Regions from separate parts of the Homo sapiens genome. Here region 1 is linked to region 2. Evidence: chromatin contacts called from ENCODE Hi-C or POLR2A ChIA-PET data. All regions are on one chromosome and are shown on one strand. Each heading gives the region's core, a stretch centred on a gene start or an enhancer-like site at or near the end of the contact. The rest is flanking DNA. Distances are from core to core; before and after follow the strand shown.

Region 1 (5,252 bases), core at 2,142-4,641, 240 kb before region 2:
TGTCCTAGTGCAGTCCACCCCAGCACGCCACGCAGGTCCTCCCGACAGGCCTGGGAGGGGCAGCATCGGTGGCATCTACCAGCCTGGTGGTGACGTTGGTGGCACTTTCCTCTGGTGTTCCAGGTGGTGCTTAAGGGGGCCCCGGGACAGCCAGGCACCATCCTCCGCACTGTGCCCATGGGGGGTGTTCGCCTGGTCACACCCGTCACCGTCTCCGCCGTCAAGCCAGCCGTCACCACGTTGGTTGTGAAAGGCACCACAGGTGTGTACCCATAGGCCAGGTCCCCTGCCACCCCTAGATTATAACGAAGCAGGGCTGGCCTTCAATCCCCATGGCACAGCTGGGTGGCACAGCAGCTCCTCTCTCCCGAGCCTTCTATGCAAGCAGCTCCAGAGTGCCCCAGCCTGTGCAGGAGGAGCTGCTGGGAAGGAGACAGCAGCAGCCTTGGCCCAACTCTTGCCTCCTTTCCTTCAGGTGTCACGACCCTAGGCACAGTGACAGGCACCGTCTCCACCAGCCTTGCCGGGGCGGGGGGCCACAGCACTAGTGCTTCCCTGGCCACGCCCATCACCACCTTGGGCACCATTGCCACCCTCTCAAGCCAGGTGATCAACCCCACTGCCATCACTGTGTCGGCCGCACAGACCACGCTGACAGCGGCAGGCGGGCTCACAACCCCAACCATCACCATGCAGGTAGGGCAGGGCCTGAGGCCACGTGTGGGCGAGGGACCCCACACAAGTGGAAGCACGTGAGGCTCACGCCGTCCGTCCACAGGCCTTTCCTTCCTGGTGTTGCGCTGCTGCCGGGTGCAGCCATGGCAGGCCTTTCCTCACCTGGGGCATTTTCCCTGGTGTCACATGGTCCCTGTGTCATAGTCCGTGGTTTGGCTGTCATGGTTTGGCCATGCCTGGTGTTTGAACACCGGGTTCTTCCTCTCGCAGTGTTCTACAGGACGCCGCAGCTCGTCTGCATGTGTGTGCAGTGTTCTGTTCATACATATTAAGGAAAACGGTGAAACGTTTGTTGTTGGCCTTTGAGCATTGAGGGGGATTTCCATTCTCTGACAAAGGACTTGACTTCAGCCAGCCTCCTGCCTTCCCCTTGCCCTGTCCTCACAGCCTCTTCCTCATCCCAGTTGCCTTTGAGGCAAAGTGGTGCCTCTTCCCTGGCCTCTGAGCAAGTCAGTGTCTTGGGGGCAGGGGTGAGTGGGTCTTACGTCTGCCAGGGCCGTTGAGAAGTGGTCAGTGGTCCCAGCCTGTGTGGTGACAGTGCAGGACAGTGGGAGGGACAGGCAGACAGCCAGCTGCAGCACTAACTCTCCTCCTCGTGTGTCTCCCCAGCCCGTGTCCCAGCCCACCCAGGTAACTCTGATCACGGCACCTAGTGGGGTGGAGGCCCAGCCTGTGCATGACCTCCCTGTGTCCATTCTGGCCTCCCCGACTACAGAACAGCCCACCGCCACAGTTACCATCGCCGACTCAGGCCAGGGTGATGTGCAGCCTGGCACTGTCACCTTGGTGTGCTCCAACCCACCCTGTGAGACCCACGAGACTGGCACCACCAACACGGCCACCACTACTGTTGTGGCTAACCTTGGGGGACACCCCCAGCCCACCCAAGTGCAGTTCGTCTGTGACAGACAGGAGGCAGCTGCTTCTCTTGTGACCTCGACTGTGGGCCAGCAGAATGGTAGCGTGGTCCGAGTCTGTTCGAACCCGCCCTGCGAGACCCACGAGACGGGCACCACCAACACCGCCACCACCGCCACCTCCAACATGGCCGGGCAGCATGGCTGCTCAAACCCACCCTGCGAGACCCACGAGACGGGCACCACCAACACTGCCACTACAGCCATGTCGAGCGTCGGCGCCAACCACCAGCGAGATGCCCGTCGGGCCTGTGCAGCTGGCACCCCTGCCGTGATCCGGATCAGTGTGGCCACTGGGGCGCTGGAGGCAGCCCAGGGCTCTAAGTCCCAGTGCCAAACCCGCCAGACCAGCGCGACCAGCACCACCATGACTGTGATGGCCACCGGGGCCCCGTGCTCGGCCGGCCCACTCCTTGGGCCGAGCATGGCACGGGAGCCCGGGGGCCGCAGCCCTGCTTTTGTGCAGTTGGCCCCTCTGAGCAGCAAAGTCAGGCTGAGCAGCCCAAGCATTAAGGACCTTCCTGCGGGGCGCCACAGCCATGCGGTCAGCACCGCTGCCATGACCCGTTCCAGCGTGGGTGCTGGGGAGCCCCGCATGGCACCTGTGTGCGAGAGCCTCCAGGGTGGCTCGCCCAGCACCACAGTGACTGTGACAGCCCTGGAGGCACTGCTGTGCCCCTCGGCCACCGTGACCCAAGTCTGCTCCAACCCACCATGTGAGACCCACGAGACAGGCACCACCAACACCGCCACTACCTCGAATGCAGGCAGCGCCCAGAGGGTGTGCTCCAACCCGCCATGCGAGACCCACGAGACGGGCACCACCCACACGGCCACCACCGCTACTTCAAACGGGGGCACGGGCCAGCCCGAGGGTGGGCAGCAGCCCCCTGCTGGTCGCCCCTGTGAGACACACCAGACCACTTCCACTGGCACCACCATGTCGGTCAGCGTGGGTGCCCTGCTTCCCGACGCCACTTCTTCCCACAGGACCGTGGAGTCTGGCCTAGAGGTGGCGGCGGCACCCAGCGTCACCCCCCAGGCTGGCACCGCGCTGCTGGCTCCTTTCCCAACACAGAGGGTGTGCTCCAACCCCCCCTGTGAGACCCACGAGACGGGCACCACTCACACGGCCACCACTGTCACTTCCAACATGAGTTCAAACCAAGGTAAGTGAAGGTGGCCAGCCTGGCTTTCATGGTCTCCCAGCCCCCCAGGCTGAAAGGCCAAGACAACGATGGCGGGGGTCCGTCCAGAGTCCACCAGTCAGGCTCCTTGGCACCCAATTTACCAGTGGGGAGAGCTGGGGCGTCCTGGCTGTACCTGAAGCAGACAGAGGTCTCCAGGAGCCTGTCCTGCCTTATCTGGCCCTCCCCTTGGTGGTAGAGGAAGCCTGTGGTGGTCAAGCCAAGTACAGGCCGGGGGGGCTCCTGCTGAGCAGCCGCCTGCCTGTCGCCCCCACAGACCCCCCACCTGCTGCCAGCGATCAGGGAGAGGTGGAGAGCACCCAGGGCGACAGCGTGAACATCACCAGCTCCAGTGCCATCACGACAACCGTGTCCTCCACACTGACGCGGGCTGTGACCACCGTGACGCAGTCCACACCGGTCCCGGGCCCCTCTGTGCCGGTAAGAGCCCAGGGGGCCGTGTTCTTCCCCGCCTTCCCGGCCTACGCCCGTGCAGTTCCACACTCAGACGCCAGATGTCGCTCTTGTACCAGGCATGGGGCCGCTCCTGGTCCCTTTTCCGGACCATAAAAGGGCAGCCTCGGTGCCTGCTGCGGCAGGAGGCAGGAGCCTCACCGTCCCCCGCATCTCTGGGGCGCTTTTATTTCTGGGACTGGTTCTCATCGCGTGTCACTTCACCGCAGCCTGTATAAGACATGGCGGGGGTCTGAGTGCCCATTTGTCCAGGCCAGGGTGACTGAGGACGGGTTAAACCTGACCGGGGGTCTCAAGGGCCTTTCTCCTCATGCTGGTCAGAGAACCACTGTCCCCTCCCTATTTAACATGGGCTGGAGCTGGCCCATCAAGAATGAAAACTTAGGCCCACAAGGAAAGGTGAGGGCTGGCTTGCTTCTCAGCCCTGCTGCCTGGCTCTGGCCCCTCTCCTCCCCTCTGACAGGGGCTTCTCTCCCTTTCTAGAAGATCTCATCAATGACTGAGACTGCCCCAAGGGCTCTGACTACTGAAGTCCCCATCCCGGCCAAAATAACAGTGACCATAGCCAACACAGAAACTTCTGACATGCCCTTCTCTGCTGTTGACATCCTGCAGCCCCCAGAGGAACTCCAGGTGTCGCCAGGTCCTCGCCAGCAGCTGCCGCCACGGCAGCTTCTGCAGTCGGCTTCCACAGCCCTGATGGGGGAGTCCGCCGAGGTCCTGTCAGCCTCCCAGACCCCTGAGCTCCCGGCCGCCGTGGATCTGAGCAGCACAGGGGAGCCATCTTCGGGCCAGGAGTCTGCCGGCTCTGCGGTGGTGGCCACTGTGGTGGTCCAGCCACCCCCACCCACACAGTCCGAAGTAGACCAGTTATCACTTCCCCAAGAGCTAATGGCCGAGGCCCAAGCTGGCACCACCACCCTCATGGTAACGGGGCTCACCCCCGAGGAGCTGGCAGTGACGGCTGCTGCAGAAGCAGCTGCCCAGGCCGCAGCCACGGAGGAAGCCCAGGCCCTGGCCATCCAGGCGGTGCTCCAGGCCGCGCAGCAGGCCGTCATGGGTGAGTGCCGGTGCAACCCTGGGGAAGCCGGGCCGCTCGGGGGAGCAATAGGCCGCGGAGACAGCCTGGGAAGAGGAGCCCATTTCCCTCGAGGGTGGCATGAGCCAGATGTGATGGGGAGGACGAGCACAGGGGACCCCAGGCAGGCCAAGTAGTAGAGACTGCCGTGTAGAACAGGCTGGCTGGGGTTAGCGCCTGGGAAACAGGCAGGGCCCCTCGGCCAGGGCTTAGCCTACAGTGGAGCACGGTAGGAGGTGGACGGGGTCTCTAGGACAGGCTTTGGGGGCCTCCGCCCGGGCTGCCCGCTTCTGGCCAGCCTTCCTAGTAAGTAGTGTTTCTCTCGACCCTGGAGCAGGCACCGGCGAGCCCATGGACACCTCCGAGGCAGCAGCAACCGTGACTCAGGCGGAGCTGGGGCACCTGTCGGCCGAGGGTCAGGAGGGCCAGGCCACCACCATACCCATTGTGCTGACACAGCAGGAGCTGGCTGCCCTGGTGCAGCAGCAGCAGCTGCAGGAGGCCCAGGCCCAGCAGCAGCATCACCACCTCCCCACTGAGGCCCTGGCCCCTGCCGACAGTCTCAACGACCCAGCCATTGAGAGCAATTGCCTCAATGAGCTGGCCGGCACGGTCCCCAGCACTGTGGCGCTGCTGCCCTCAACGGCCACTGAGAGTAAGCGACTGAGGGCGAATTGGTGCTGGGGTGGTGGGGGCACCCAGGGAGGTGAGGGCAGGACGGGAGGCTCGGTCTCACTTGGGAGCCAGGTTTCCCGAGTCTTTCCCGCTGACACCTTCTTTCTTCCTAGGCCTGGCTCCATCCAACACATTTGTGGCCCCCCAGCCGGTTGTGGTGGCCAGCCCAGCCAAGCTGCAGGCTGC
Region 2 (7,070 bases), core at 2,675-5,174:
AACTGACCTGTTTCCAGCATATTTATTTATTTATTTATTTATTTATTTATTTTTTTTGAGACAAGGTCTCGCTCCATCACCCAGGCTGGAGTGCATTGGTGTGATCATGGCTCACTGCAGCCCCGCCCTTTTGCCTCAGCCTCCCGAGTAGCTGGGACTATAGGCATGTGCCACCACGTGCTGCTAATTTTTTAATTTTTTGTAGAGACAGAGTCTTGCTCTGTTGCCCAAGCTGATCTCAAACTGCTGGGCTCAAGAAATCCTCCCACCTCATCCTCCCAAAGTGCTAGGATTACAGGCATGAGCCACTGTGCCTGGCCTCTCCAGCGTTCTTGAGTGTTCTTGAGTGTCTACCCAATTCCTCATTGGTGGATGTCGAGCCTGCAGCTCTGTTTCTGATGTCATAAACAGTGGCCTCAGCTAGTCAGCTTTCTTTGGGCCTCCTGATCCTCTTGGAGCACCCATGCCACTCCTATTATCTGTCTCTTTCTTTTTTGTTGCTGTTGATTTTTTTCTTTTTCTTTTTCTTTCTTTCTTTCTTTTTTTTTTTTTTTTGAGACAGAGTCTCTCTGTGTCGCTGAGGCCGGAGTGCAGTGGCACAGTCTTGGCTTACTGCAGCCTCCTCCTCCTGGGTTCAAGCAGTTCTCATGCCTCAGCCTCCCAAGTAGCTGGGACTACAGGCACATGCCACCACGCCTGGCTAATTTTTGTATTTTTAGTAGAGACGGTTTTGCCCTGTTGGCCAGGCTGGTCGTCTCTGACTCCTGGCCTCATGTGATCTGCCCACCTCGGCCTCCCAAAGTGCTGGGAATACAGGCATGAGCCACCACACCCACCTCTCTTTCTTTCCATGTTCTTTATGTCCCACTGAGAGGCTCAGTTCTTGAACGCGAGCAGGTACTCATGGCGCGAGCAGGTACTCATGGCCCGAGCAGGTTAGATGGTTAGGAGTTAAGGGTTCCAGACTTCGTATGCAACTTTTCTGCGTGGTAGAGAGCCTGCCTAGTGGGTATTCCAGTACTGCTGGCATGCAGTCACCTGTGTGGATTAACATTTTGCAAGGGTGTATGGGTTGGAGTGGAGCAGGAGAGCCTGAAGTGGGGAGACCAAGTTGGAGGTTGTCAGTGAGACTTGCTGGGAACCTGAACGGGGGCAGTGGTACAGTGGTAGTAGAAGTGGGGTGGAGGGGACAGAGCTGAGAGGCCCAGGTGGAGTTGAATCAGCAGGCTTTTCCAGTCTCTGGGAGTCTGAGATGATCTTGGTTCTGCTGTGGACTTGCGGAATCGAGGACGCAGCCCCCTGCTGGAAAGGGAGCTCTGGCTGCCCATGGAGTAACACTATCGTGCTAGGTGTGAGGGCTGGTTGCAGAGTGGGACTTCTGGCCAGGCCTGGGGGCAGCAAGGAAAGGAGGGGACAGGGAGAGCAGGGTTGAGCAGGGGAGGCCTGGCAGATGAGCAGGATAGGGTGCTTCCGGGCAGTCGAGCTTGGGTTGCTGGCTTCAGAGGCATTGAGGCCAGGGCAAAGGGAATGTGCTGGCAGGATGGATTCCAGCCTCCAGCAGAGCGATAGAAGATCGGGGAGCAGAAGGAAGAGGGAAGCAAGATCAAGAAGGAGGATGTGAGCAGGTTAGTGGCCAAGGAGGGGAGCACATTCTGGAGAAGGCCTGGTGCTTGGCACTAGTTTTCAGCGGGACTGGGCTCAGAACACATAGGAGGTTAGCCTGAGAGCTCCCGAGTAGCCTTTGTAATTGGGAAAGGGGGCCTGGCCTGAAAGGAAACATCACACCTAGAAGCAAGTCTGTACCCTTGGCCCCCCATAGTCTGCTGCTGCTGCCTGGGATAGCAGTGGGAGAGTCCCAGCTTCCCAGCCAAAGCCTTCTGAGCTTTTGTCCTGCCTCTGCCACTACTGTCTCAGTCCTGTCACTTGACCCAGAAGCCTGGGGCTGCTCTGCCCTTTCTTCTTGTCCCATGTGACTGCCCAACCATCGTGGCCATTTCTCAGTGTGTGGCCCAGCAGGGTGAGGCGCTTTCACGGTGTCAAGTAGCCAACCTCCAGAAGTCTTCAGCCTGCAGAGCTGGACTCCACCCATGAAACAGCCTGTAGATGTCACCTCCTAAGCCTCTCTCTCACAACCCTTGGGACCACTGCTGTGGTGGGGCCACCACCATCCCGTATAGACCAAGCGGGCTCCCTGCCACCTGCCTTCCCCCCTTTGGCCTGTGCACCCCACTTCCAGTGGCTCGCTATCACATGGATCCTCCAGGACGCGGCTCCCCCACAGTCTCTGCTTCGGCCTCCCCCTGTCATGAAGCAGTCATGTGGGTCTCATGGGAGAGCCTCACGTAACACATGCTCTCCCCCAACTCGATTCTCTGAGCATTTTGGGGACCTCTGTGCGGAACACCCCCTCCAGCTGCCGGCCCAGCCGGCACCTCCTCTTCGTGAATCTCCGAGGCTTCCCTGTGGAGCCTGTTCCGAGGGGCCCACACCATGTTCCCGGCTGACCCATAGCGCTGTCCTCGGGTCCCAGGGCAGCCTGCACACGCAGCTCTGAGGTGTGGCACTTGGCAGGGTTGCCCATCGTGGAAAACCTGGGCTCTTCCCCTTCAGACTGTTCAGCTCAGTGCCAAGGGCCTGGCACATATGAAGGGCGCTGAAACATTTGGTGACTGAATGGGCTGTCCCGGGCTGACGGCGACAGCTTTAGGTGCGTGCCTGGGTTGAACTTGTTGGGCTTTTTAGCCAAGAAGCCCAGCTTTTCAGGTCTTAGGAGCTATGACAGTTTGTGAAGGCGGGTCCATCGGGGCCACCTCCAGGGGACCACACTGGATGAGCCACTGGTTTCCACTTGTGGAAGACTCCGGCAGTCGCTCCTGTTCCCTTCCTGCCAACCTTGCACTTCGGGGGCACAGCTAGCGAGAGGCCCTCTTGAGTCTTGGAGTGTGTTGGGGACGGCAGCTCCCTCTGGGCTGGGGTTTGTGTGTTCAGAGGACCTGCACTGCCTTCTCTGCCTTACTCAGCTTAAATGACGGTCAAGGTTAGGCCCAAAGTGCTGGTTAGCAGCCAGTCGCAGGAAGGCCCCTGTTTGTGTGGAAGCCCCCTGAATTTTTGCTGACCTGAACTTGATCCACAGGCATCTTTTGTTTCCTCTTTACCCCTCCAGGGTAGAATCCCATCGCTGCCATTAGCCCAGATGGAGCTGCCCGTGCTTCTCTGCTGAGCTGCTTTTTCTTCTTTTTTAGGTTGAGTCATCTAATCACAGACTACCTTTGCCTAAGTTGTCTTACCTCAGTCGGTTGCTCTCTACCCTCCAGCTTACCCCAAACCCCTCAGATAGCTGGTTTTAAAAAAGATACACAGCAAAACCCCAGAAACCCAGCTGGTCTGTGTCACTTGTTCTCAAGAAGAAGGGAGGACAGGCCAGACCCACACCTGCCCCTTTGCCCTGCGCTTAGTGCACTGTCCTCAGGATGGGTGAGCTCCATCTGGGTCGTGGGCTGGAGCTGCCACAAGTCATGTTCTCATTTGAAACGGCCTCCATTTCCCCCAGCTCTAGCCCTCCTCTTCCCGTCTTCTCCAGCGTCTGTGTGCTGGGAGGCTACAGGGAAGGCCACGCAGCTGTACCAAAATGGACTTGGGGCAGCCCTTTGGGGCAGCCTTCTCGGGTCTGCTCTAGGTGACTCTCCCAGTTGTAACCTGTTTTCCTGATTCCAGACTGGTGGGTAAGAGTCGCTGAGGGCAGTGGAAGCCCTGGTGTTAGTCATTCTTCTTCACTGAAGCCTTCCTGAGGCGTCACCTGACTTGCTTCCTTGCCTGGGCGCTGCCTCATTTTTTTTCTTCCACAGCTGGGGCGTGTTCACCCAGAGTCCACTGGCCACCCTGCGGTAGGCCTGGAAAGTCAGCAGGTGGCGCTGGGACACCGGCTTTCTGCCGGCTGGGGGCTGAGGAGTGAGCTTATGTGAACACCATGTGTATGCAGGGGCTGGGGGTTGAATGACTTGACTCGCCTGAAACCCGTCAGCAGGGCGGGCCGGGGGTGGCCACAGCATGGAATCTTTTGGTCGGGACTTGCTCCTTCTCCATTTCCTATTAAGCCCGTGTCCTCTTCCCCTTGCTCATGGGGGAAGACAGGGCTGCTGAAAAGTGCTTATGAGCCATGGCTCTCTCCATTTGATATGGTTGGCCCTGTTTCTCTAGTCTGTGGAGAGGTTCTGTTTCTCCTGCCTTCTCTGGTTTACTCAACCTTTTATAAAAGCACGATAGCCCTGCTCAGTGTCCAACAACATTCTATCAAGAAAGCCCAGTCAGATTGAGGCATTGGGGCTGCCATGTGTCTTCCAAGGCCACATCTGGATTCTGTTAAGTTTCGTTCACTGGCCTTTTTTTGGACCCCAGGCCATTCTATTGGTGACCACCCTGTATCTGTAGGAGTTGCCTTTGGCTCTTAGGTTCTTTCCTGTTTTCTGGAAATGAATAGCTAAGAACAGTGATTCGGGTAAGACTACTTGGGAGATCCAGCAGAGGCAGAAGCTAAAGGCCATGTTCGTGCCCTGTCCTGGGGGCCTGGGAAGCTACAAGGGAACAGACAAGCGCACGTTAACGTGCCTGAGTGACCCAGTGTGAGGGAGCGGGAAAATGTTCTAGAAGGCTGGCTCCCAGGCTGAAAAATGCCAGTGATCAGAGAGGACCTGGTCTGCATTGCTTGGGCCCTGGGTGGGGGTTGAGGGTGTGAGGATGCAGAGGCTGGAGCTCTGGGTTGTGCCTTCAGGTCGCGGCAGTGAATGTTTTTTCCCCCTGCAGCCATGAGCCTGGCTTGCCCATCAGAACGGGTCTGAGACGGCGCCTTCCCACTCCTGTCTTCTGTCTCCTCTGTTGCTAGACTGAGCAGCTCTGTGTCTGCCTCTGCCCCTCTTGGTGCCAGGCTCCCAGGTGAACACAGGTGCAGTCTAGGCCCAGGGAGATTCTGTCCAGCCTTACGTGCAGCCTCAAATCTGTCCCCTCACCTGTCAGGGAGCATTTCCTCTCCTGGGAGTGGGATCCAGTCATCTGGAAGCCCAGCCCCGCGCCCTCCCCCCCTTTTTTTTTTTAGCTATACTTGCTGGAGTGGGCGGAAGACCCCTTTTCAGTGTGCCAGGTATGGGAGTGCAGAGATGAAGGCACAGTGCCCAGCCTAAAGACCTTCATAGCCTGGTAGGGCAGCCATATAAACGGATGGCAGCCACGCAGAGAACAGAGAATGAGGTAGTTACATGCGGGTGCCTGGGGGGCTGCTGCAGGAGCCCCCAGAAGGCGTCCCTCTGATGGGGTGGGAGATCCAAAAGGGTTTCTGGGGGGAGGTGAGGATTGAGCTGGGTCGAGAGGACATTCCGGCCTGGAGAACTGCCACACAGAGCCAGGCGTGTTCCAGGAATGGTGAGGGGTTAGGTGTTACTAGAGCAGGGGGCCACGTGGTTAGTGAAGGAGGAGAGCTCACTGAGGGCATGCGTGCTGGCAGCAGGTGGCTTAAGCAGAGGGCTGACATGGTCGGATTTGCCTTGCTCTGGGAGGTGGATGGGAAAGCCGTATGGCAGCAGATAGGGAGGAGGCGCCAGCAGTGGGGATGATGGTGGGCATGTTTGCAGTTGACATGGAAAGTGCTGGGTTGTGGCTTGGGCTGGGGGCCAAGAGGGCTGAGTCCAAGGCGGTTTGCCTGCCCACCACTACAGCAGGGGCTACACGAGGTGGTCAGGTCAGGCAGGACAAGGGAAGGCCCGTTTTGGACAAGCTGAGTCTAGAATGTCTCTGGGGACATCCAGGAGCCAATGTTTAGCAGGAGGTTAGGTATGAGTCTGGGCCACAGAGAAAACCCTTTCGGGGATAAGAGTGGCTGGGAGGAAGGTATAGGGTGTCAGCTGAAGAGTGCAGACCCCAGAGGGAGCAGAATAACAGTGGGAGGAGGGTGTTGCGAGGGGACCTCAGGAGGGTAACTTAGCAGCAGAGCAAGGAGTTCAGGGTGACCTCCGGCCTGGGCGGTTAGGAGGCCACTGGTGGCCCTGCTGCTGGCTTGGAAGGGCAGGCCTTGGCCAGCCTAGGTTGAGGAATATATGGGAGGGAAAAGACCAGGGGCTTGGGCAGGGTGACTCCAGGAAGGAGGCAGTTGAAGGTGAGGTTCCTGGGGGGAGAATGATCCCGGGTCATCCAGCAGGAAGAGAGAGGACCTAGAAGGTGTGAAAAAGAACTATCGGGCTGGGGGTGCAGTGGGAGGAGTATGCCCGGGGTGCTGTGGGGGTGGGGAGCGCCTGTGAGGGTTGGCAAGAGGAAGGGGAACCGGGGCCTGGCAGAGGGGAGCCCCAGACTGTCTCAAGGCTGGGAACTGAAGGCCTGGGCTGGGGCTGAGCAGGGCCAGGCTTTCGGACACACACAGCGTGGATCTTGCGCTGGACTTTGTGTATGCCCTGGCCTATCTTGGAAGCCCTGGTTCTCAATAGCCGGGAAGGGCCTGGGACGGTCCGAAAAGAGCTGGGCCTCTGCTGCACTGCCGCGGAAGCATTTGTGTTAGCTATCTCCCTGGGTACTGGGGTGACAGCCATGGGCACTCACCAGCAGCCGCTTGCCTGGCCTGGTGGCGGGGAGTATAGCCTTCAGTCTTGCTTGGTCCTCTCTCTACCACCAGGTGGCATGACCCCCACCCCTCAATTCCAGCTGGGAGGAGCGGTCCTCTTCCTCTTTCTACATCACTGGGATCCGCTCTGGGGCTGGGCAGCTCCTTGCCGGGGGCCTGGGTCTTAGTCAGACTTGCCTTTCTTTCTAGGCCTCTCCATTGACTTCTGGCCATGCCGATGTGAGTCAGATGCATTGTTTCTCTCTGGCTCCTAGGGCGCTCAGTAGCTTCCTCCACCTTCAGGCTGTAGCCCAGTGCGGGGCAGGCTGGTGGGCAGCTGGGGGCTGAGGCAGGGAAACCTGAGCCCTAGGCCACGAGGTCCTGGGCCGCTAATTTTAGAAAGCACATGTCACTGGAAACTCTCCTTCTCTGCCAGGAATCAACGGCCTGGCTCTCCTGGTGCTGCCAGGGGCCCCTGGGAGCCTCTCCC

The links. Hi-C counts contacts between places; a loop is a spot of excess contacts on that map. ChIA-PET counts read pairs that join two places held with the same protein, here RNA polymerase II (POLR2A). Pooled maps may share reads with other maps.
Region 1: a map of PC-9 shows a loop between it and region 2 (4-fold over the local background). The contact joins two enhancer-like sites. A Hi-C loop is called at or near these places in 1 of 168 maps with a recorded cell type or tissue (PC-9) and 3 of 50 pooled maps. POLR2A ChIA-PET finds 5 or more read pairs at or near these places in 4 of 52 experiments (GM12878, H1, K562 and 1 more).

The regions. Positions count from the first base shown.
Region 1 is chrX:153,951,635-153,956,886 of GRCh38, reverse strand. It overlaps HCFC1 (host cell factor C1), which reads left to right. Exons shown (of 26, transcript NM_005334.3): 15 at 124-262; 16 at 476-696; 17 at 1,345-2,821; 18 at 3,117-3,280; 19 at 3,929-4,373; 20 at 4,729-5,046; 21 at 5,180-5,252. Among named protein-coding and RNA genes, the nearest start is that of RENBP, 9.6 kb to the right of the region's middle. RefSeq lists an enhancer at 3,195-3,434. Within about 2 kb of position 3,391, at least 10 of the 41 ENCODE cell types and tissues checked have a DNase peak (open chromatin) inside an H3K27ac peak, as active enhancers do.
Region 2 is chrX:153,705,390-153,712,459 of GRCh38, reverse strand. All of the region lies in intron 4 of BCAP31 (B cell receptor associated protein 31), which reads left to right. Among named protein-coding and RNA genes, the nearest start is that of BCAP31, 15 kb to the left of the region's middle. RefSeq lists enhancers at 3,752-4,046, 5,034-5,534. Within about 2 kb of position 3,924, at least 3 of the 41 ENCODE cell types and tissues checked have a DNase peak (open chromatin) inside an H3K27ac peak, as active enhancers do.